Linked DNA regions of Homo sapiens: region 1 is linked to region 2. A link is an interaction called in ENCODE POLR2A ChIA-PET data of the cell type or tissue named here. Cell type or tissue: MCF 10A. All regions are shown on one strand.

Region 1 (2,500 bases), 160 kb before region 2:
TTAGAGATGACTTAAAGAATGTGGGAAGATTGCATAGACTATATGCAAATACTATACCATTTTATATAAAGGATTTGAGCTTCTCTGGGTTTTCATATCTGCCAGGAGTCCTGGAACCAACCACCCATGGATGCTGAGGGATGGCTGTACTCAGAGGTCCTTCCACCCACTGTCATGCCTGGCATCATCCACCCTGCATAGATAGAGGGTTTGCAGAAAACCCCTGATCATTAGACACAGAACACAGAAAACCAGTTTCCTGACTCCCTCTGGTGTGAAGGAAAGAACAGGGAGGTTGGGGTGGAAAGTTAGAGTGGAAAGACAGACACCCCAGATGTTTCTTAACTTTTGATTATTCCAGCTGACAAGACATGCCACACCTCAATGTGTACTGAGTGTGAGTCACTTCCTTCTCTAAGCCTCAATTTCCTTACCTGTAACATGTGGACAATGTTTATACCTACATCCCTGGGGCTGTTGCAACAATAAGATGAGGTCAGGTAGATGAAAGCTGTATGTCACTGTAATGTCCAGTGCCTTTTTTTTTTTTTGAGACAGAGTCTCACTCTGTCACCCAGGCTGGAGTGCAGTGGTACAATCTCAGCTCACTGCAACCTCTGCCTCGCAGGTTCAAGCAATTCTCCTGCCTCAGCCTCCCAAGTAGCTGGGATTACAGGCATGCACCACCACTCCTGGCTAATTTTTGTATTTTTTGTACAGACAGGGTTTCTCCATGTTGGCCAGGCTGGCCGCCAACTCCTGATTGCAGGTGGATCCACCCACCTCAGCCTCCCAAAGTGTTGGAATTACAGGCATGAACCACCTTGCCTGGCCTTCAGTGCGCTTTTTGTTACACACTGAGAAGGAATAGTGTGTGGAGTCAAACTGGCCTGGGTTGGAGTTCAGCTCTACCACTCACTGGCAGCATGGCTCTGGGTAAATGTCCCTTCTCTGAGCCTCAGGATCTGCATGTGTTCAGTGGGGCTATTAATAGTTCTCAACTCACAGGCTTGTTTTAGAAATTAAATAAGGATTAAATTATATAAGTGCCTGTCATACAGTAGATGCTCAGCAAATATTCCTCCCCAAACACAGACACAAACAGCACTTAAAGCAACCTGGGTAACAAAGGGGTTTTCGGTCTGGAGGAGAAACCAGGCAGCTAATGAGCTCTCTCTCCAGTTTTCCTTCTAAGAGAGGAACTCACTGGCCAGAGCCCAGGATGGTCACCGATGTAGAGGACAGGCAGCCAACTCCAAGCCTCCCACGTGGGGTTTCCAAAAACCTGTGAGCACAGAGTTGCATAACGTGTCCCTGAGACACGTGTTTCTACTGAAGTGTCTTCATCAAATATTCCCTGAAAGGAAACATGTGAGCAGGGCAGTAGGGCAGCCTAGCGGGGGAGGAAGGGAGAGGGGGAGGAAGGGAGAGAGGGAGGGATCTAGAGAACACGACAGTAGGGGTGAGAGGAGGAAGAGAAGGTATCACATTTAATGTGCTCTTACTATGGGCCAGCCACCGGGCTTGACTTGTCTGATACATTGTTAGATCCTTGCCATAAATCTGAGATCAGGCATTTCCGTTCCCACATTCCAGAGGAAGAAATAATAACAATCATATTAACATTGCTGAGGTTAACATAGTGCCCACTGCATATCAGGCAGTGGACTAAGCACACATTTGACCCTCAGGACAGCCCATAACATGGGTACTATTCTGAACTCCACTTTATAGAAGAGGAAACCAACTGAGACTCAGAGACATGAAGTAACTTTCCCAAGGTCACCCAGCAGGACAGCAAGACAGCCAGAGAGCCAGGATTCGAATCTAAGCAGGGCTCTCAAGCCTATGGGCCTATGGGAGAACATTTCCCAAGGGATTTATGGGGGTGGATCCAGAAGGTGACCTTAGCGATTGTCCTTACATGCATGCAGTGGGGCCCCAGTGTGAAAGTGACGAAAGAGACCAAGTGACCAGAGGCACTCCCCTCCCCTCCACCCAAAGGACAGTTTGTCCCAGCTTGTGGCTTTTCGTCACTCTGCCTCTGACCTGAAGTTTAACATTTCATTCATAAGTTTGGAACCACAGACTTGGCAGCGTAGGAAGAACCCTCGTAGACCAGCTAGCTATTCAAATCCAATCCCCTCATATTACAGATGGAAGAAAACCCTGAAGCCGGAATGTGACTCGCCAAGGTCACAGAGCAGTTTTCTGTTGGATGAAGGAGCCGGTTTAGGGTCAACTACAGATCATCTTGTGCTGTAGTTATCAAATGTGGGTGCACCTCTGAATCACTTGGGGAGCTCTCTAAATACACAGATTTCCACACTCTGCTTTGGGAGACTTGAACTGGACTTAGGTTTGCAAACAAGGACTGGAAATTTGAATATCCAGTATGTTCCTCAGGTGATTCAGATGGCACAGGGCCATGACAGCATCTGCAAGTCGGAGTCCAATGTCCCTCTTTCATTTGATAGTTTGGGATACTGGGACCCACCAG
Region 2 (2,500 bases):
TTGATTTAAGTCCAGCTACTCTTGACCTGGGCAAGTCATTTAACGTCTTCCAGCCTCAGTTTTCTCATCTATAAATTGGGGTTAATTATGTTGCTTTAGCATACTTCCCAGAATTGGTGCAAGTGTTCAATAAATATTCAAATGCCTCACACATTGTGAATGCACACACAGGTATATGTCTTTTGCAAGGGATGCGTGTGTGTGTGTGGCAATGATGCCTTTTTGAAAATGGGGGTGCTAACTGGATCAGCAGCATACTTAGTTGCTACAGAAATGTTTTCCCCATCTTTGCACATTAGTTATAGCTCTTCCTTTTCTTTAAATTCCCTAGAACCATGATACTCATTCCTTGGCCATTGCTTTCTCTAACTATAGCTTATACAATTGTTGGTCGATCCTCTCATTATCTATTGATCTTTGCTGTTTACCCCACATTTATTTCCTTGAAGGCACTTCTGAAGCCTACATTGCAACATCTCTTTGGTATAACTTCTTTTGCACTTTGAGGGGTCCACCAGCATTATCCTTGATATCGCCTTTCTTAGCCCTCTTGGGTGATCAAATCTGTTCATCAGAAAACAAAATAATGATAGAAGGAAGAAATAAATAGACTGTCACTTGTTGTGCAGGCAGAGGAAAGGCGGGGGCGCCTATTGATGATCCTTGGCTGAGAGCTTCCTGCAGTGTTGCCTCCTCTGGGGCAATGGATCAGGAAGTGAGAAGCTGCCTTTAAACGTACTATTCAGGAAAGCAGGGGAGGGAGTGATACTGCCCCCAAGGACACTCGGCAATGTCTAGAGACATTTTTGATTGGGGGCATCTACTGGCTTCTAGTGTGTTGAGGCAGAGATATTGCTAAACACCCTATACTGCTCAGGACAGCCCTCACATTTGGCATCAAATGTTAATCTTGCCAAGGTTAGGAAACCCTGCAGAAGAGCAATAGATACAAACACTTTTTTAAAAAATTATAATAATATTTCCAACATTAACAGCATGATAAGGATCCAGTGCAGTGAGGGGCAGTGCCTGATGAGGTGTGTCTGTACTCGTTTGGCCAAACAGGCCTTGTGGGAAGGTGCAACAGGACCTGGCCCTTGAAAAGCTCATTCTGTACTCAGGTTGCCCTGGGGATCTTTGGTCATGACTCAGTGAATTGGCTCTTTCTCAGGAGATCTGGGTGGCAGTGTTATTGTAATTCCAGAAAGGGGAGGGCAAGTGTAAGATTTATTAAAAACACGTTAGAGCAGCTAGAAGGCAGCCCTAGCTAGTTATCTAGCACTTATATTCATTGCAGGAATCTTACTAACCCTATGTCAACCATATGTGTGTGCATGTATGTGAAAAATCATTACATTATTTTTTTAAAAACTTTAATAAATTCAGGAGCTACATGTGCAGGTTTGTTACATGGACATATTGCACAGTGGTGAAGCCTGGGCCTGAAGAGTGAATACTGTACACCATAGGTAATATTTCAACCCTGCTCCGCTTCCAATTCACTTACTACTTTTTTTTTTTTTTTTTTTTTTTGAGATGGAGTCTTGCTCTGTCACCCAGTCTGGAAGTCTGGAGTTCAGTGGCGTGATCTTGGCTCACTGCAGCCTCCACCTCCTGGGTTCAAGAGATTCCCCCGCCTCAGCCTCCCGAGTAGCTGGGATTACAGACGTGTGCCACCACGCCTGGCTAATTTTTGTATTTTTAGTAGAGACGGGCTTTCACCGTGTTGGCCAGGCTGATCCCGAACTCCTGACCTCAAGTGATCCACCCAGCTCGGCCTCCCAAAGTGCTGGGATTACAGGCTAGCGCCACCGAGCCCAGCCCCAATTAACTTACTTTTGATTGAGACCCATTAATTTGGCTGGTTTAAGGAAGGAGGAAGTAAATAAGGGTGGGATTTTGAAAGAATAAAGTTTCACCCTTCAGGTTCTAACCTCCAAATGACCTTTCTCTTTTGTAGAAGGAAGAAGGGGACTAACATCTTATGAGCACCATATGTCAGGCAATTCATTTAATTCTGGTAAAATATAGTAACGTTGCACCAGTATAGCTCTATTTCCTGCCCCTCCTTTGTGCTTTTGTTGTCATATATATTACATTTATGTCTATTATAGCATTGTTATAATCAAGAGAAGACCACATACACACACACACACATACACACACATGCCCTTATATACACATATACACACTTTTATATTTACATACTTACCATTTCTGGTGTTTTTCATTCCTTCCTGTGGATCCAAATTACCATCTGGGCTCATATCCTTTCAGTCTTAAGGAAAAAGTCTAGTCCACGAGAAGCATCACCTCCTCTCAGTTTTTGTTTATATGGGAAAGTCTTTATTTTGCCTATATTTTCTTTAATTCAAATTTTTATTGAGATAATTATAAATTCACGTACAGGTGTAAGAAATAATATGGTTTCCCCTAATGTTAACATTTTGAAATGTTTCCCTAGTTTCCCCTAATGGTAACATTTTGAAAATGGGATATA

Evidence for each region. ChIA-PET counts read pairs that join two places held together with the same protein. Peaks named below come from ENCODE experiments on the same cell type or tissue, not always from the same donor. Only the 100,000 strongest peaks of a DNase experiment are listed, where the experiment ranks them.
Region 1: POLR2A ChIA-PET joins it to region 2 with 6 read pairs; 6 of 35 experiments call an interaction of 5 or more read pairs at or near these places.

The regions. Positions count from the first base shown.
Region 1 is chr20:45,357,129-45,359,628 of GRCh38, forward strand. No RefSeq gene overlaps it. Among named protein-coding and RNA genes, the nearest start is that of SYS1, 4.8 kb to the right of the region's middle. In MCF 10A, no CTCF peak of the experiment used is centred here; DNase peaks (open chromatin) are centred at 433, 1,313 and 1,973.
Region 2 is chr20:45,517,355-45,519,854 of GRCh38, forward strand. All of the region lies in intron 1 of LOC107987282 (a long non-coding RNA gene), which reads left to right. Among named protein-coding and RNA genes, the nearest start is that of SPINT3, 3.0 kb to the left of the region's middle. In MCF 10A, no CTCF peak of the experiment used is centred here; a DNase peak (open chromatin) is centred at 1,137.